Linked DNA regions of Homo sapiens: region 2 is linked to region 1. Evidence: chromatin loops called from intact Hi-C (ENCODE). Cell type or tissue: psoas muscle. All regions are shown on one strand. Each heading gives the region's core, and the rest is flanking DNA. Links, peaks and the distances in the headings are about the cores only. Region 1 overlaps ADRA2A (adrenoceptor alpha 2A). Region 2 has its middle 250 kb from the start of HEAT2.

Region 1 (10,092 bases), core at 1,220-9,219:
CTCTTTCCAGTGTTCCCTCTCTCCCTCCAGGGCCACTGCTTGAAGAAGAATATGTATGTTTCTATCTTGTATGTCTGTGTGCCCCTCCTGCCCCGAAAGTGCTGACTATGGGGAAATCTTTTAGCTGCTGTTTTTAGACTCCAAGGAGTGGAAATTATGTGGAAGAAGCAAACCTGATACAATTTGCCCAAGGTAAACAGTTTGAAAAGACAAATGGGCCTGCCAAACTGTACAGTTTCTTCCCCAAGAGCTGTTAGGTATCAAAATGTTGTCCTTTCCCCCCTCCGTGCTTTTCTGGTTGAGATCATGTCATTGATGAACTGCCAAAGTCAGGGGAGGAGGGCAGAGACTTTGTGTTTACATCTGCATTTCTACATGTTTTAGACAGAGACAATTTAAGGCCTGCACTCTTATTTCACTAAAGAAAAACTAATGTCAGCACATGTTGCTAATGACAGTGGATTTTTTTTTAAATAAAAAAGTTTACAGATCAAATGTGAAATAAATATGAATGGAGTGGTCCTCTTGTCTGTTATCTGAGTTTTCAAAAGCTTTAAGACTCTGGGAACATCTGATTTTATGGATTTTTTAAAAATAAAAAATGTACATTATAAAAATTTTTTAAACGTTCCATCAGTAACAAAGCTACCATTTACTAAGTGTTTCTGACATGCTAGACACTGTGGTGAACTGGTTGTAGGCATTGCCTCGTTTACTTTTCTCAAGAACGCTATGAGGTAAGTTTTATTACTATCCCCATTTTACAGGTGAAGAAACTGAGTCTCAGAGCAAGTTTGTTAACCTTGCTCAAGGTTAACAAGTGGTGGAAATGCATCGTACCCAGCTTTATCTGGTTCTAGGGCCTGCACTCTTAACCCCAGAACCTTTCCAGAGTTTTGGCATTAGCCCTTCTCAGAACACTCCCAGTGGAGAGGTGTCTATGCAGTGTGCTATCTATACCAGGTGTGAGATATATCCCAGTATTTAATATACACAAGGTGTATACATACCCCAGTGTCTACATGACCTAATGTGTCTATATACCTCAAAGTGTGTATCTACTCCAAAGTGTGGTATATGCACCAAGTGTGGAATATACTCCAAAATGTATATCACACCTTAAAGCATGATAATATATGACATGTAGCATATACTCCATAGTGTGGTTATGCACTAAGTATGGTCTAAAACCTGAATAGAACCATGTATTAGTTGGTGGTTTGAGTTGTCTCTGGCCAGAAGGCATGCATCCTTCTTGTTGCATTGCTATAATATCAAAGTCTGCTCTGCTGTCTAGGAGGGCTTATGGCCCTCATACTATGGTAATGGCACTTTGAAGCTGGAAGGGGCCTTAGTGATCCAGGAGTCCAACCCCTCATCTGACAGATGAGAAGGCAAATGCAGATGCAAGAGGAAGCGACTTGCTCAGGATCCCAAGGCGCTAGGTGACAGGGCTCTGGCTCCAGGCTGCCCGGGTTAGGGCGCAGCTGAGAGATGTGTAGTAGTAGTTCTGTGTGTGTAGTCAGATGCAGTACTGATGAATAGCCACTTATGGAGGAGGGGGGTTTGAGGGGCAAACACAAGCGTCAGGTTGTGGTTTTGGGGGAGGCCAGCTTTTGTGAGCCCAGTCACCTGTAATATGTGCGGACCAGCTTTGGACACCCCCCAGAAGCAGGTCCTCTGCACCCTCTGGGCCATGCAGCATCTCCTCATCTTCCTTTGCTTCTCTCGTGCAGGAGAGGGTGTCTGTGTATGCAGCAGTGGGAGGGTAGAGAGCCCTGAGAAATGATCTGGGCACTGAGGGGCCTGGGAGAGGGAAGACCATGGCTCTGAGGGGGTGAGGAGTTCCTGCCGTCACCTGGATCCTCTGAGCCGGCACACAGGAGGATGGCCAGGTGCTGGGCTCCAGTGACCCTGGCTCAGAGGCTTCAGAAAACAGCCTCCTGGCCTGTGGTGCCACGGCTGGCTCCCTGGTCTGGTTCTGTGGCCTGCTCCCCATCCCACCCTCACCCCAGCCTCTCCTCTCCCTCCTCACTCCAGTGTACCCATTGCCCCAAAGGCAAACAGTGCCAGACAACAGCCTGCCTGGCGAGCCCCCAGGACCCAGGCTGTGTGTCCCAGCCACAGGAGCAGATACAAATACTGCTTGCTGTTGACTCTCAGCTCTGTCCTGTCTGTCAGGGAAGTGTTTGCCTTGCCTCCACCCGCCGAGGGGGAAGAAGCATGGGCTGAGGTGCTACACGGAGGGGCCTCTGGTGTCATGCTCCCTCCTCCTCGATACAGAAGCAGAGAAACCTCAGAGGTGGATGGAGGTTGCAGAAAGTGGGGGAGAGAGGGCTGGAGCCCAGGCATGGGTGGGTTTCTGAGTTCACAGTAGGAATCACTGTTTATTCATTTGCAAAGGGCTCAAGCAACAGTCTGCCAAGGTGTGGGGTGGGGAGGGAAATTAAGGTGAAATGGCTCCCACAGGGATCTTGGCTTAAAGAGCTAACCCCACATTTTCCTGTGCATAGTATCTGTTCCCGAGTATCTGGGCCAAGAGGGTCTGTCTTCGTGGCCGAATCTCCTGTTTTATGTAACTTTGGTTGGGATATTGAAAGCCATTGGCTTTTGGGTCTGAAGTGTGTCTTGCTAGATTTACTCGTGCAAGTGTGCTGGGTTGGGGGAAGGGTAGTGCCTTCATTTGAGCCTGGGCACAAGCACAGTCTCCTCCTCCCCAAGGCTTTGTTCAATTTCTTCTATGCTAAAAGGCTGGGGGAGAGAATGATGAAAACGTGGCTTGGGCTTTCCCCTGTCTATGACTGTATAATCAAATCAGAGATTTAGAGCCAGAAGCATCCTCATCAATCCTTAACTCTTACCTTGTAGTGGCAGATCAAGGGACCTGAGACCTAGAAAAGCTGTTGGTTATGTAGCATTCCAGGAGCCCCTGAGCCCACTCTTCCATGTGACTCTCCGTCTGATGCCATATGCACCCAACATGAATTCTATTTTGTTTTGGGATGTGGTGAGTTGCTAATCAACCCCAGAGGATCCCCTGTGCCTGCTTTGTGTCAAGGACCATCCTAGGCATTGCAAGGCAGTTCTCTTCCTTCCCTGCATGCACTGTGCAAAGCTCACCACTTGTCCCTGTGGAGTGAGATTAGGGCCTGCCTCTGCCCTCTGGAAGCTTTGGAGCTACATGGGGAGACAGGATGTTCCTGTGAAAAGCACTCATTAGCCACACACAGTGACAGTGTGGCAGTGGGGGAGAGGATGCTGTGTGCCCACCAAGGGTAATAGGCATCTGTACTGTGAGTGAGCAGTGGGGGAGAGGTGGCTGTGGCTGGGAGCTCAGGGCATAGAATGTGGGAGTTGGGATGTCCACACTCTGAGAAGGCTAGGCCCGCGAAGGAAGCTCTGGTTCTAGCAGCTGAGTCCTGTGGGACCAGTGCCAGGCCTGGGCAGTGGCACCTAGGCCCAAGTCAGACCTCAGCTTTCATCCAACCTCATCTTGGGGATGGCATGACAAGGTCCTGTCCCCATTTGGGGACACCTGTAAGGAAGTCTACGTCCTTGACTCAGTAGCATAATAGGATCCAGGTACCGAGGTCCAGAGCCCAGTGCCAGGTTAGCCCTTTGGCCTCTGCCCTGGGCCCTGCCACCCCTCACAGTGGGCCTGAGAGTCCAGGGTGCAGGAAGGGGCACCTTCCTTAGCAGAGGGCACGCGCGAAAGGGAGGCCACGTCAAGTCACGGAGCAAAATCACTAACACTCAGATTTGTTTTGGAAATAGCATTGATCTATTTGATTACCAGAAATCCTGGGGCTTAGAGTTAGTTAAATACAAAAAAAATAGAACAGGGTCTGTTGGAAATAGCCTAGACTGAGGATTAGGAGGCCTGCGTTCTAGGCCCAGTTTTGTCTTTTACCAGCGATGTGGTCTTGAGCAAATCCCTCTCTGAGTCCCTGCTTCTTCATTTATGAAATGCAAGTGGTTGGTCTAATATTATTTAACAGTGTGTTCTGTGCAGTTAATTCAACTACAAAATCTATATTATCTACATTATCTATTGACATTATCATTCTATCTGTCTCTACTGTCTGTCACCTACGTATCATCTCTTCCCTGTCTGCCACCTATCTGGTGAAATGCTGGGGTAAGCAGTCTTTAATAGGTACATCTCCTTCAGGATCTCTCAGAGCCTTTAATGTGCCTATGTGGTTTCCGATTGTCTGAGAGAGGATGACGTGGTGTGCTGTTTCCCAAACTCCCTGGACTGTGGAATTTCATTTTTTTTTTTTTTTTTAACAGAGCATCTCAGAGACTCATGTTTGCTGGAACTCTTGTTGGGTAATACTGGGTTAAGGGATCTCACGGGGCTTTTCTGATGATCCATTTTATAATTCTATGAAATGCCGGTCTGCTCTCTCCTTCTGTCCAGGCCATGGGTGAGGCACACTGGACAGGGCCAAGCCATGTGCTCTCTGTAGGGAGATCTGGCGCTAACGGCCATTGGCCTTATTGAGGCTGGGGTAGAAGTGAGGGTTTGGTGTGTTTTCCAAACATAGGCTAAGCCTATGTGTATGTGTGTGTAACATGTGAGCGTGTATGGGTGTGTGAGTGTGTATGTATCTCTGTGTGCGTGTAAACAGGCACCAATGGACACTGAGGACCACTTTGCTCACCTGGGCCTGGCGTGGAAGCATCTGGGCAGTTGAGGGTATATGTGTACACACCAGGGGAAGAGGTCACAAAGGGAATTAAAGGGGAGTGTGGTGCGTCTCACTGGTTGTCATGTCAGTTGGCCCCTCCCTGCCTGCGAGTCTGCTCCCCCGAGGTGGAATGCCACTCCCCTTCTAGGGCAATGGAGCCAATCTAGGAGGAGGATGGGATGATGCAATGTGCGCATTCTGGGGCAGCCAACACTGCTTCTCTGGCAGGCATATTCTGTAGCCTCCAGGCTGTCCTGTTCTCTGTGGAAGGAGCAGTTTATCTGACTACAGAGAATTCTGGAGGGGATGGGAGGCAAGAGTGAGAGGCTGTTAATGTTGTCCCCAGGACTTGAGACCTCTTTAAAATCTATACCTGAGAAAAACAAGATGGCACCCTGTGAAGGGATGAAAGAAGGGGAATTGAAAACGGACTGTTCGCAAGGTACAGGCAGGGTTAAGAGAAACTTACAAGGGCCAGGGAAGTACCCTGGGACATGCACAGTGGGAAGCTGTCAGCACCTTCAGAAGGGGCGAGGTGCTACCCACACTACTGGAACTGGGACTTCGGGGAAGGATGCCTGGCAGGCATTGCTGGCAGAGGACCCCTGCAGCCATTGCTAAGCTGGGTCTGGACAGGGAGATTGCAGAGAGAATCGGCACATTCTCCACTCTCACTCCTGCACCCTGATCTGCTGGTGGCTGTCCTTAGGCAGAACTCAGAAAGCACAGAAGAAAGAGTAAGGGGGCGGCTCACAGGGCTCAACCTTCCAGGGCCCAGCATGGACAAGGGCAGAGACTATAGCTGGAGGTGCAAGTAGAGAATATCTACTGTAGAACCCAAAGCCTGAGAAAGGCAGAGTAACAGCACTTTGGGGAACAGGCTGGAGGGAGGCCAGCTGCCTGCTTTCTGCAGTTTGTCCAAGGGCCAGCTGCTTGGGTCACTGGGCATCTGTAGAAGAAAAGCACAGGCCCTCCTTCCTCCCTGACTATGCAGATGCAAGGCTGTGTGTGGGGTTATTATGTGTGTGTGTGTGCGCGTGCGCGCACACACACACACACATACACTCCCCTTCCCTGTCTTCCCTGCAACCTGGTCAGGTGAGAGAGAGAGAGCCCCAGGGACCCATGTGGCTGGCTCTTGGCCACAGTTCTCTGGGTAATCCCCATCCCATGTCTGTGGCTCAGACACAGCTCAGAGCTGCCCAGCAGTGATGGCCACTGAGGCTGGGGCCCGGGTGAGGGGAGATGAGGACTGGCCCAGGCTGATGTCCTCACCTGTCCCCTGGTTACACTGGGGAGTCTGCTGCTCTGTTCTCAGCATGCTCCCTGAACACACTTAAGGGATTATTTTTTATGCCCTAGCCCTAGAGGAGACACGGAGACATTTAATGAATGAATGATAGAGTCCTTCCTTCCTTTATTCATTCAACTATGTTTTGGAGCTGCCCCAAGCTAATGTCACTAACATCCCTCTGTTTGTACTAGGTGTTGGGGTAGAGTGGGGAACAAACTAATTAGGATCTTTACCTCACAGAGCTTCTTTTATTGGGGGACAGCTTCCTCTTGTGTTGGGGCAGAGCTTCTTTTGTTTCGGGAGAGCTTCTTTTGTGGGAGAAGAGCTTCTTCTTTTGTTGGGGGAGAGCTTTTTATTTTGTGAGGGGGAGAACTTCTTCTTTTGTTGGGGGAAGAGCTTCTTTTGTGGTGGGAGCTTCTTCTTTTGTGGGCTCCAGCAAGTGGTAAGCCTGGTGATGCAGGTGCCAGGGTGGGTGGGGAAAGCTAGCCCAGATGAAGGCATTGGGGAGGGAGCCCAGAGAAGTGTGCAGCCAGATGAGAGATGAGAGATGGGCAGGAATAGGTCCAGCGAAGGGACTGGGAGTGCCAGGGGTGGGGGACATTGCATATTCAAGCAACTTATGAAGTCCACTTTAATAGGACCATGAGATGTGAAAGTGGCGAGGCTGGAGGAAGATAGTCCAGATCATGCAGCTGCAGGTAAAGGATTTTATCTTGAGGGCATGGGGAGCCATGAGAGGTTTTTTAGGCAAGGGAGGGACCTGATCAGATTTTTTTTGGTTCAGAACAATCATTCTGGCTGCTGGGTGGAGACTGATTGGGGAGGGTTATTGGGAGCAGTAATTCAGTCAAAGTATTAATAGCCTGACTAGGTTGCTGACACCACAGGGAAGGCCAGGAGCCCTCACTCCCTCAGGGTCACCCAGTGGCAGCGCCAGTGTCTGTGCAGACCCAGATATTGGGATTTTAGAGCTTCCCCTGCCTGCAAAATACTGTGAACCACTGCTCCTACCCTCCATGAATTTCCATCTTCAAGGAGTGGCTCCTTGGCTCAGAGCTTCCTATTCATGGTCAAATGCAAACATCTCCTGGAGTGTGAATTCAGTCAGTCATGGTGGTATGTTGACCTAACAGGCCACGGGACCTGACCTGGTGTGACGCGCTTCTCGTTTCCGAATGTCACCTGTCTTATCGACACAACCAGCCAGGGAGGATTTGAGGAGAGACCGTGGAGCACAAGCATGTCATGTCCCCAAAGATTAGTTGATTATGAAGGGTGAATGAGAGCTTGCAAGGACTCACCCCGGCCAACCCCATGGATTCTGCTTGGGATCAGAAGATCTGATAAGCCCCAAATCTGGAACTTGTGCTGCTGACTCCTGTTCCGGGCTGTTCAGGCCCTCAAAGATAAAAGTCATCCATTTCCAAGAAGTTAGGGAACCTGTGACTTGACAGAGATGTCTACTTTGCCCGCCGTGAGGAGCTCTCAGCAGCGAACTCACTGCTCTTGGCTGGGCCTTTTCCTATGACCCTCCACATTTGCTTGTTTGCCTGAAACCTAATCCTTCCATTTTTTAAAAATATATTTTTTAATTGTACTTTAAGTTCTAGGGTACATGTGCACAATGTGCAGGTTTGTTACATATGTATACATGTGCCATGTTGGTGTGCTGCACCCATTAACTCGTCATTTACATTAGGTATATCTCCTAAAGCTATCCCTCCCTCCTCCCCTCACCCCACAACAGGCCCCGGTGTGTCATGTTCCCCTTCCTGTGTCCAAGTGTTCTCATTGGGATTTTGAACACTTACTTGGAATGGAGCTGTCCCTCCCAGGAGCCCCCAGAGAGGGCAGCCCAGGTGAAGGCATTGAGGACGGAGCTTTGGGTTCTATATTAGATATTCTCTACTTGCACCTTTGGCTATAGTCTCTGCCCTTGTCCATGCTGGGCCCTGGAAGGCTGAGCCCTGTGAGCTGCCCCCTTACTCTTTCTTCTGTGCTCTCTGAGTTCTGCCTAAGGGCAGCCACCAGCAGATCAGGGTGCAGGAGTGAGAGTGGAGAATGAGCTGATTATCTCTGCTCTCTCCCTGTCTGGACCCAGCTTAGCAATGGCTTCAGGGGTCCTCTGCCAGCAATGCCTGCCAGGCATCCTTCCCCGAAGTCCCAGTTCCAATAGTGTGGGTAGCACCTCGCCCCTTCTGAAGGTGCTGACAGCTTCCCACTGTGCAATTCCCAGGGAGGGAATGGCTGGTATTGCTGAGAAGGGCACTTTAAAGCTAAAACTTTGGAATCAGGAAGACCTGAATTAAAATCCTGGTTTCATCACATAGCTTTGGTTTAACCTTGAACAGATGGCTAAGCACCAGTTTCTCCACATGTAACTTGTAGAAGAAGTTGCCAGTGTTTTGGTAGGTTGCTTAGGCCTATGCTTGGCATCTGGTAGAGGCTCAGTAGTGCTAACGTTTTCTTCTCTAGTTTGGGAGTTGGGTGGTTCCTTTTACTCCTGTAACTGCCCTGGGCTGAGGTGGGCTGGGTGGGGCAGTGTTTTAGGGTGATTTGTGACAGAGATTTGACCACTTAGGTCTTAGCTTTCTCTTTTTCCAGCCTGATGGAAGACCTTGTGTCTTCAATAGCACAAGAGGGTGGGCCTAGAAGAGCTCCAGGACCCATACGAGACCTGTAACGACCACGATGCATTTCTAGACTTGAAACTGAGATCTCCTGGTGCCAGGTTAGTGCTCCTTGCTGCTTCGCTGCACCCCAGGTCATTTTAACTATCTTCTGAACATAATGCTCATTTCTGCCTCCATAACTCTGCTTAGATTCTCCTGCATGTGGAATGCCACATACGTGATCCCTCTGCTGCCTCCCAAAATCACACCACACTTTAAAGCCAAGATACACCACCACACTTTTAAATTTTAATAGTGGAAAGAACCTGGGGTTTGGCATCAGTTATACTGAGGCTTAATCCTTGGGTCTGTCTTCCTGTCAGTTCCACTCTCCATCTCCAAAGGTGGCAAATGCCCAATAGGGGTACATGGTGGAGGGCACCGTGCTGCTGCTGAGAGGAGCTACTCATGGGCCTGCCCCCTGCCCTCCCATTCTGGAAAGCTCTGAGGGAGGGTCTTTTCATCACTCTTTCTTCTCATTCAGATGGATTGGGGCCAGAGACTGGTATCTTCCCCAGTTCTTCTGTGCCCACTACTGGAGAGCTTTTGGTGAGAAGAGTTTCAGAACTAAACCAAAAGGGCCGGGTGTGGTGGCTCATGCCTGTAATCCCAGCACTCTGGGAGGCTGAGGCAGGTGGGTCATTTGAGGCTGAGAGTTCAAGACCAGCCTGGCCAACATGGTGAAACCCTGTTTCTACTAAAAATACAAAAATAGCTGGGCATGGTGGCGCATGCCTGTAATCCCATCTACTTGGGAGGCTGAGGCATGCGGATTGCTTGAACTCAGGAGGTGGAGGTTGCAGTGAGCAGAGATCATGTCACTGCACTACAGCCTAGGTGATACAGGGAGACTCTGTCTCAAAAAAGAAAGAAAGAAAGAAGTAAGAAAAGACGTAAACCTAAAGGAAATCCTAAGACATGCAGATTTTCCCCTTAGAGGGGAAAGGTTTCTCCCATCTAAGCTACCCCTAACTCATGAGTTCTCCAAAGCTCTTCAGCATGGGGCTATGAAGAGCTTAGATTTTGGTTTCTGATGGACTGGGGTTTGCATCCTGGCCTCAACTCTGGCAGTCTATGTGACGCTGGACAAGTTGTTTTTTCCCCATGGCATCAGGTAAAAATGGGTAAAATATTACCTATCTCATGGGGCTGCTGTAGAATTAAACGAGGTGATGACTTTGCAGTAATAACTCAGCATTGGATATAGAAGATGGCTTTGGTCCTGTGAGCTGTAGGTCTGGGGGCAGGGCTGCCTCTGTGTAATCTCTGGACACTCTTCGATTCCATCTCCAACACTTGCTTCCTGCTCCCCCAGTTTTGTGGAATGTGGCCTGTGGATCCATATTTCACTTCAGGGCCGCGCCAGAGTTCCCTGTTTTTGTCCCAGTGTAAGTTCTGAAAGGGCAGAGCAAATAGGAGGAAGTGAAGGGAG
Region 2 (10,092 bases), core at 1,185-9,184, 270 kb after region 1:
AGGGCAGAAATCATCTTGTCATAGACAAAGAGCATAAAAATAGAAATAATATACAAGGCAACATAAAAGACATTTTTAATAGTGAACAAAGGCTTTCCACTTCTTGAAAATTTTGCAAGTTTTCAGCGAGGGGAGTTCTGAGAGGTATAGAAAAGTGTTTTGCTTATAGCAGAAGCTTAATACACGTGTGAGGTTTAGAGGGAGAGACCTTTATGAAGCTGGGCTCTTCAAAAAGGTCATAGTGAAGCAGTATGGTGTCCTGGTGCCATAGTAATAAAAATAGTAGTAATGATACTGGCGGTGGTAATTATAATAAGAGCAGCTCACAGTTATTCATCTCATCATTTCATTTAATTCTCACAAGCACCCTATGAATTGGATATTTTTATTATTCCCATTTTAGAGATGAGAAAACAGAGCCCAGGCCATTCAGGGAGCAAGTGAGGATGTAGCAGAGTGATCAGAAACCACAGACTTTAGACCACAGAAACACACCTATAGTAGAAAAAGTTGGGTCAATTACTTCTTGCAATACACATGAGGAATACACATCATGTGAAACTGCAAGTTTTCTCAGTTCAGGATGTTAGAAAGAACCTATAATAAGATTTAGGATTTGTATGGGTAATTTTGGGAGTGTCCAAGGAATTGGATATTCTCTCTGAATTCTGCAATTCTATGATAAACTATCTTAACAAATCTTATCTGTAGGGAGGGCAGACTAGAGTGAGAATAAAGTTGTAACTGGCAAAGAACTAGTAGCCACTCATTTAGCCAAGGGAAAAAGGGGGTTTTGTATTTTGTGTTGTGAAGTGACCCTGTCTGAGTGGATGTTTTGTGAGATTGTGACAAGCAGGAGAACAATATGATTTTACTGTAGGCAATAGCTATATTTGTACTATCATAGAGGGTCAGTTATGAGTTCCCTGATGTAAAGGGCTGCCTTTTTTCCCTTCTAACTTTTGAGTGGTTTGTGCAGTTGACTTAACTGGCTCAGCCTGTTGCACAAACATCTGTACAGTAGACCTGTCATGAAAATTAGATGTCATGCAGACAAAGGACCTAGCACCTAGCATGCAGGGTACTCTCCATCACTGGGCTCTTCCTGGAGGAAGACCAGAGATCACGGGAGGACAGACAGGTTTTCCATCACCCAGGTGATGGAGAGGGCATCTAGATGAACAGCGGGAGCAGAGGCAGGAATATGGAGAATATCTTATACCCAGAAATTCCCACTAATTGGCTAGACTCACATTTCAACTTCTTTTAGAGTTTGAGAGCTATGTTCGTAAGGTTTTTTTTTGTTTTGTTTTTCTTTTTTTTCTTTTCCTTTTCTTTTCCTAAAGGCAAAGACATCCTACGTGATTTCACCAGCAAATGTTCTCTTTGTCTCTTTGTTTTTCTTGGCACATCAAGTACAGTGCTAGCCCCTGGAGACTCATTGATTTTCAAGAAAAGGTGTTTTTTGTTTTTTGTTTTTTTTTTCTTTCCATTGTCTACATTGGCAAAATAAAGCTGAGCTCAACATCTCATCTTTTCCTTTGATATGGTTATAGACAACATTTATATCTCAGGATTGTAGAAAGCCCTGATAGAGCAAAAATCTTTGCTGCATAATTAATTTGTTCCAGCACATCAGGTGATGGTTGGAACTCAGCTGTCTCAAGTTCTGAAGTTCTCAAGTATCTGAAGATAGGAAGAAGTAGAAATAGTTGTTCAATTTTTAAGTGGATTTTATAGTTTTAAGTGAGTAAATCCAGTAAGTAACTGTTATATGGTTTGTTTGGAGCATTTTTAGTTAACAGTGAGCTCATGGTAGTAAATATCCTTCAAGTGATTGTTAGGTAGCTGGGGGTGGGTCTCCTTCCATTCTTTGAAAGTGGGCACATTTCAGTAGAGCAACTGTTATTGTGTTGGGGAACATACAATGTTTTGCCATTTTAAGAACAATTACTGTTCTTATGAATAATATAATTAAAGGAAATGACAGTGTTTAGCAACATCAGCAGTATAAGAACTGCAAAAAATGCAGTATGCTCCTGGATGACAAATACTTCCCTTCCAAAGATAAGGCAAACATCTCTAAACATGAAAACACCTAAACCCTGGAAAGAAAACCTTAGACAAATACCTCACTGCTCCGTTAGCACTGATTTTCCACATCATAAAGTGACATCTAGACCAAGCCAAACAAGTGAAAAAAGAGGAAGTGAGGGGCGTTTCTGGAGGTTTTAGCTTCTCTTATACCAAGGAATTCAGGAATTGTTCAATATGATTTGTCTAAACTAATTTTGCGAAGAAACTTGCCCAAGGTCAGGTTCATTATCCATGAAATTGAGATAATAGGTTTGTAATCATATTCTTGTCATCAGGGGAATCTGAGATTTGGGATCTATTTGTCTCTAAAAAAGTTTTATTAATATTTGGTTGCAGCCAGCACTTAATCCTCAAGGATTCACACACATTTTATCCTGTTTGAGCTCGGTGATTTACATTATGGCTGTGGAAATTAAAATCCAAAGAGATAACCAGATTAGCCAGGATTGACCACATAATATCTGTGTAGGATGCTGAAATTTATCCCTTCTGGCTTGCCATTTTTCTCTAGTTACATATCACGCTTATTAATGTTTATCTTACACATTTTAAGTTAGTTTTCCTATGGTTTATAGTTAGAACCTAGAGACAGAATCAATCTAATGATTACTGACTTACTTGGAACTTGATTTTCTTTGTTATTGTTTATGAAGTTTGAGCTTCTACTCCATTGGAGTCTCCGCACTAGAAAGATTTGAAGGACGGAGCACAGAGCACCATTGAATGGGTTTACAATCAGGTAGGGATGCATAAATACACATTAGCACCTCTATTAATTGGGCACTTTTAAGTTGCAAGTGACAGAATTCTAACTCTATTATTTCCATGTGACCCCAAACCCTATGGGAGACAGAAAGTACAACAGGGCTTCAAGGACCACTGGAGCCCAGATCCCAAATATGCTAGTGATAGCAGTGGAGGGACCATGAGCTTTGGAGGCAGTCTTGATTTAAATGCTGAATCTGCACCTGTGTGAGCTCATCTTGGTGAAGAAATGTGCCCATGTTCACTTTCCTCTATAAAATGGAGTTTGTAGCTATGTCCTCATAAAGTAGATATTTAATGATATAAAATTGGTTTCCTTTGTTAAGGATTGAGGGCTGGAGGGCTGGGAAGGCCAGGGATGGCAAGCAATGCCCAATTTTCCTGCAATGTGAAAACAGCACTGTTAGGAATGGAGAACAAAACTCAAGGTCAACTATCACTATACTTTGTGTGGTTTTGATCTAGCTTCTCAACAGCCATGTGATTTTATTCTGATGTTGTAGGAGGAATGAATCCTTAACGTGAAGATTACAGAAAATAGTAGGAGGGGGGGAAAAGCCATTTTCACAGCAAGTGAGGAACACTATCACACAAAGGTGGCTATGTGGAGGAAAAAATGCTGACTTCACAAGATAGCTGAAGAGCCTCAGGGTTTTGTGACAATTTTACTCCCAGATGGGAAAATAAATAAATGACCAAAAAAGACTCTAGGACAGGTAGAAACTAAAATACTATGGAATCTAGTGTTAAATGTTGTGAAATTTGTAAAGGATTATTTTCCTTGCAAATACTTTCAACCTTTAGGAAACAAATCTACCTAGAATTTTAAGCATAAAAATAGAATAAAGTACTTCTAATTACTTTTATTAAAATATAGCATTAGCACTAACATAAGTCCAAAGAGCACATAAAACTATCATATGTATTATAGCTATTTTATTTGGGATTTGGACATCTATAATCATCAGCAAACAGAACCCAGCAGTACGTTAAGGGAAAAATCACCATGACGAGGAAGCGTTCTTTCTATGACTTCATTAATTGTTTAATATTAGGAAATCAATGGTTATAATTCAATTTACTAACAGCAAAAGAAAAAACATAATACAACTTGATATATGCTGAAAAGCATTTGATAAAAATTAACATCCATTCTTGATACAAAAACTTTCAATCAAGTATCAATAAATGAATATGCTCATAGCATTATAAGACATACATTTAAAATCCATGGCTAGCCTCAAGCTCAGTGTTAAAATTCCCGTTAAGATCAGAAACATGAAAAGAATGTTCATTGTCATAAACATTATCTGGTGGTGTTTTTTCTAGATGTGCCAATTCCATTAGAAAAAGAATTAAAATGAGTGGTGGAGACACCTTGATGATTTGCAGACTAAAACACTGTGAAGCTGTTAAAAAGAGAGTAGGATTCTCTATGTTGAATTATAACCATGCCCACTCCATATTGAGGAAAAATAGGATATGTAAGTCACTAGAATATTATATCCTTTCTGTAAAATCAGAGTACATAATTGTGTGTTGGGGAAAGCAAAATGCATTTAAAAAAAACATGATTTTTTTTTAACTCATGCTTGTATTTAGTAAGGTATTAACTGTTCTACTTCTGAATTATGGGTTTACAGGACACTGTTATTTCCTTCTCTGTGCCTTTTGAAAATTGCTTGACTCTTTTTTTTTAAACAATACACATGAGGATAATAATTGTTAACTTTTATTTATCAAACATGTGCTTTTGGATTATGCTTCACCTCACTCAATCTTCACATTATTTTCTATCTCTTTCTTTATTTTCCAGATGGGAAAACAGGCTTAAGGAAGGATAAGTAACTTGTTCAAGGTAAAAGGCATTCTGACTTTAAATTCATGTGCTCTTAACCACTCCTCTATTGCTTTTATTATTAGAAAAAGAAATTGTCATTTCCAAAATACATATATATAGAGAGAGAGATATATACACACATACATACATAAATATATTCTGTGATAAATGGTATATATAAAGATATTTCATACCTTTGTATATAGAAATGATGTATATATATTTTAAAAAGATAGTTTTATAAATCTATAAGTATATATGTATGCATATGTATATATATACACATATATGTGCACCCACAAATATATATAAAAAATATAAAAAGTTTATATAATACAGTGCCTAGAAAATGGTCATTAAATTGTATTTATTCATCTTCCTAAAGCCTCCATGCTTGGAATATGAGCAAAAACTATGTTTATTTAGCATTGTATCCCCTAGCAGCAAGCAGGTGTCTTTCACAGCATTAATATTAAACAAAGATCTTTTATACATGTAAATATAATAAACAATAGAAAATTGGATTATATTGCATGCCCAGCAGTGAGCTCTTCCTGCGATACCCCCACTGCCTACTGTCCTCTGCGATGAGCACTGACCTTTCTCTGGGCTGTGGATGGAGTCACAGCAGGGGTCAATAGGGCCATGGTGTGGATTCAAAGCCTGGCATTGGCCAGCCTGCTCTATGATATGAGTAGGCGAAGCCTCTAGAGAGAGGTTCGCTTTTGGATATAGAAGGATGTGCCTTTCCTCTTCATAGAAATCTGGCCTTTGCAATAGCCTAAATGAAGACCTCATCCTTTCTGCTCAATGTCATTCTTCACGGATGCTCCGAGGAGGAGGCTGAGGATATAGCCAGGCCATGGAGTGGGTGAATGCTGTTTATGGGTCCCAGGTGGTGCCCAGAGTCCTGAAAGCGCTAATTGAGTTTTCTGGAAAATACCACAGTTTACCTTTGTTCAGCTAGAATACAGCCCCCACCATGTTTTTCCTCTAGTACTGGCTCCTGAGCTCAGAGAAGATAAGGAGAGGATCATGCTGGCGTGAGCACTGACCACAGAGGGAACGAGAGACCCAAGAAATACCCTTTCCCTGTGGTGACAGGATGGAAACTGCCAATCTCTCTGCAGGCGCCCCTCTGGCTGGTAGGAGGCACCAGAACACACTGCATGCTCCAGTGTGTGATATGCTGCTGTTTCTTAAAAGCCTGTGTGAGAGGTCAGTGCCACCAAGTGGCTGAAAGGTGAGTGGGCAAATGGAAGGGTATCTGCAATACAGTGGCTTCCTAGTACTTCCCCTCCCCTTCCTCCTGCCTCTACCACCCACCCATTACCCCATGTCTCTCAGGACTCTATGCTGTCCTAGGCAGACTATAGGGTACTGGATTAATCTCCTCTTTTAAGTTAGCTCTCAGGTGTCCAACTCTCCCTTTACACCTTAATCTAGACTTTGGCCTCCTTCCCTGCTTTAACTGATTGATCTCATCATGAGGAAGAACTCGGTGACTACAGACCAAAGACTCCTTCATTGGGTAGGAAAGACTGAGAATAAATCAGTGTTCCCTCTCTATCGGTGGATACTTTCATGTTTGCTCTGAGGTCTGGCTTAACTCAAGGAACTAACTGGTAATGAAGGAAGTTCAGGCAGGCTTGTGGGAGAGATGGATGGATAGACATTTTTTATTAGCACTTCTCTAATCAGTTGAGTTCAGATAAGTGACCACAGATGCAAGATACCACATTCTACAATAAGAGGAAACACCCAATATATATGTCATATTTGTGCCCTCAAGGAAGTGGTAATTCAGTAAGGCACATAGATCATAAACACATGGATTAAAAAATACAGTCATGCAAGTATTTAAAAATGATAGAATAGCATAAGATAGGCATAAAGTATGCAGAACCAATCAAGGAAACAAAAGATGAACTGCAAATGATGGTCACTGAGTATCTGTGGCATGCCAGATACTATCAAGCACTCCCATAAATTTTATTTTATGTAATCCTCCCTAAACTCTGTCATATTTCATGGATCTCAAAAGAAAACACCCAAACTCTTTCTTTTTATCTTTCTTTTTAAAATTTATGTAAATTTAAGGAGTACAAGTATGATTGTATTATATGGATATGCTGTGTAGTGACGAAGTCTGGGCTTTTCGTGTAACCATCACCTGAATCATGTAATTGATTTTTAAATGGTGCTTGAGTCAACATTTTGCAAAGTCGAAGGATCAACATTAGATCATTCTAATCCCCCCTACTCTCTAGAAGTCAACACTTTTCAAAGTGTGCCATGTGTGAGTGGCATTGGGATAAATATACATAATAAAATTTAACAATAATGCCCTTTAAAACTAACAGCCAAATTTGTGCTAATCCCCAACAGTCTAACCTTCTACTTAAAGTGTAGTCTGTAAATCAGCAGCATTAGCATGACCAGGGGCTTGTCAGAAATGCAGAATCTTCGGTCCCTTCTGAGACCAGCTAAATCAGAATCTGCATTTTACAAGAACTTAAAGCGACTTCAGTGCACATTAAAGTTTAGGAAGCACCCAGATGGAACACAGGAATAATTTTTCCTCAAGTATCTAATTATCTGTCTCCTGGTCTTCTTGACTGTTGTAGTACACAGTACTAAGTGGTTAACCAGTTGCCCAAGCCATTGAGATTAAAAGATACAAATGAAAGAAAAGATTCAGAGAGTAATTAGGATCAGGAATAAAAGAAAGAGAATGAGAGTAACAAAGGAGAAAGCTATGAATACAGAAGTAGGCATAAACACACACACACACACACACACACACACACCTGCATTATTAGAGTACTATAATGGAGCCCTAATTAGCATTCTGAATCAAGTACAGTGCCCTGTACATCATTATTCTAACAAATATTTATGAGCCCTTACTGACTAAATCAAAAGTTTGCCTATGGTTGTGATTCAGCCTCTTTTCTTTTTTTCTTTCTTTTTTTTTTTGATGGAGTCTTACTCTGTCGCCCAGGGTGGAGTGCAGTGGCGGGATCTCGGCTCACTGCAACCTCTGCCTCCTGGGTTCAAACAATTCTCCTGCCTCAGCCTCCCAGATAGCTGGGATTACAGGTGCCCATCACCACAACCTGTTAATTTTTTGTATTTTTAGAAGAGATGGGGTTTCATCGTGTTGCTCAGGCTGGTCTCAAACTCCGGTGCTCAGGCAATCCACCCACTTAGGCCTCCCAAAGTACTAGGATTACAGGTGTGAGCCACTGTGCCCGCCCCAATCTCATTTTTAAGGAGGTAGAGGAGTTTGTCTCAAAATGAAAAGTGATGTCAAACTTAGGATTCAAATACTTTGAAACATGTTAAATGTGTGCTAAATGAATTTTCTCAAAATCTAAGATTGGCCACTTTATTCTTAGATAACTGGCACCTTACAGCCCTACCCATGCCCACACACCCACCCCACCCCACACACAAATGAGTAATTAAAATTTTATTTTAATTGACCTGAAACCTTTTCAATGATCTTAGAAGAAATAAGGGAGACAAATAGGGGGAAGAAAAACAACAGAAAAATATTTCTTAAAATATTGTTATCAGTTTTTGCTGTTACTTGCTGATCTAAATTTATGGATGAATATGATAATTGTATTTCCTAAATAGCTACATATTATAGACCATCTTGAGATAGTCTTCAATATTCTGTGGCTTCCTTGTCTGAGGATCAGGAAGCCTTGAACAATCAATAGACACCAAGCATTGTGGTCCCATCTGTCCTTGGAAGACTTTCAAGACCTCAGTTCCGTGTGGCTTTGGGGTGCAGTCTGCAAGGTCTGTGTTAAAAGCTTAGAGATAGAGTGCTCCTGTACACATATACGTAGACAATTCCACACAAAGAAGTGCCTCATTTGCCATTTTAATCTCCTTGCATAGCTAGTCACCTTGTCTCTTTGCGAGTGTGCCTTTGTAACTGGGGAACTAGCTCTATTTTTTATTTCAATATTACTGAGAAAATATCTTAGATAAAAGCTAAATAGTCCCAAAGGTTCAGGAAAGCTGCTAAATATAAAACCCGACTTTAAAAATTGAGGATACAAGACCAATATGTAAAAATCAATTGTATTTCTGGGATTTATTCCATTCCGTTGGTCTATGTGTCTGTTTTCATGCCGATACTAGACTTTTTTATTTTTTAAAATATATATAGCTTTGTAATATAGTTTAAAATCAGGAAGCGTAATGCCTCCAATTTTGTCCTTTCTCAAGATTGCCTTGGCTATTAGGGGTCTTTTTTGGTTTCATGTGAATTTTATGATTCTTCTTTCTGTTTGTGTGAAAATTGCCATTGGAATTTTGATTGAGATTGCATTGAATCTGTACATCTCTCTGGGTAGTATGGACATTTTAACAATATTCTTCCAGTCATAAACAAGATAAATATTTTCATTTATTTGTGTCTTTCTCAGTTTCTTTCATCAATGTCTTGTAGTTTTCAATATACAGACTTTTCACTTACTTGATTAAATTTATTCCTAGTAATTTTTATGCTATTGAAAATATGATTGCTTTCTGATTTCTTTTTCAGATAGGAAATTGATCTTAGCAATGATTTTTGGGGGGATATGACACCAAAAGCAGAAATTAACAAGTGGGACCACATCAAACTGAAAACCTGTGAGCAGCAAAGGAAACAATCAACAACAGGAGAAGGGAACCTAGTAAATGGGATAAACTCTGTGAATGAGATACATATGTGTAGAGGAAAATTGTGGGGACAAGAGAGAGTCCTCTGAACAAGAATATGGGACTAAGCTTGCCATCGGTCTACCAGCGGCAGGTTAGAAACAACTTACAACTTCAGGAGAATGTAACCATTGTGAAAACTCTCTCCTCAGTGCTTCAAGTGGTATAGGACGTACTCTTGGTGTTACCTCTCTTTTAGACAGACTAGGGGAGAAAACCTTGTGGCTGTCTCTTTGGACTTTGTTTAGAGATTGAGAATTATGGGAATTACCCAGTATGCTTTGCAACCATTGCCCAATCTGTGGGAGGGTAGCTTTTCCCTTCACTTACACCTTCTCAGGCTTCTGTATTCCTTAAGGTGCTTCTGGCTTCCCTTCATCAAAGATACTTTACAGGAAGCTGATTTAAGCAAAGGATGACAATTAGGTATTTTTTTTTGCCAATTCAGATTGATTGATACTGGCTGAGGGATGAGTTTGTTAATTAAGAAGGATTCCCGGGTTTGGTGTCATTTCATAAATAACATGTGTTTGCGGCATAGGCGTGAAGCATGTGTGTTAGATATTTACCATTCCTACTCTAGGCTTAGAAGGTGGAAGATCCCTTGACAGACTAGTGGGACACTGGTTTATTAGTCCTAAACCATATCACCACTAGAAGCAGCC

The links. Peaks named below come from ENCODE experiments on the same cell type or tissue, not always from the same donor. Only the 100,000 strongest peaks of a DNase experiment are listed, where the experiment ranks them.
Region 2: a loop joins it to region 1, with 2.4 times the contacts of the local background. A loop is called at or near these places in 26 of 110 quality-filtered maps.

What each region holds. Positions count from the first base shown.
Region 1 is chr10:111,080,291-111,090,382 of GRCh38, forward strand. It overlaps ADRA2A (adrenoceptor alpha 2A), which reads left to right. Exons shown (of 1, transcript NM_000681.4): 1 at 1-617. Among named protein-coding and RNA genes, the nearest start is that of ADRA2A, 8.3 kb to the left of the region's middle. In psoas muscle, for the core only: no CTCF peak of the experiment used is centred there; no DNase peak of the experiment used is centred there.
Region 2 is chr10:111,354,573-111,364,664 of GRCh38, forward strand. No RefSeq gene overlaps it. Among named protein-coding and RNA genes, the nearest start is that of HEAT2, 250 kb to the left of the region's middle. In psoas muscle, for the core only: a CTCF peak has its summit at 5,904 (motif pointing left); no DNase peak of the experiment used is centred there.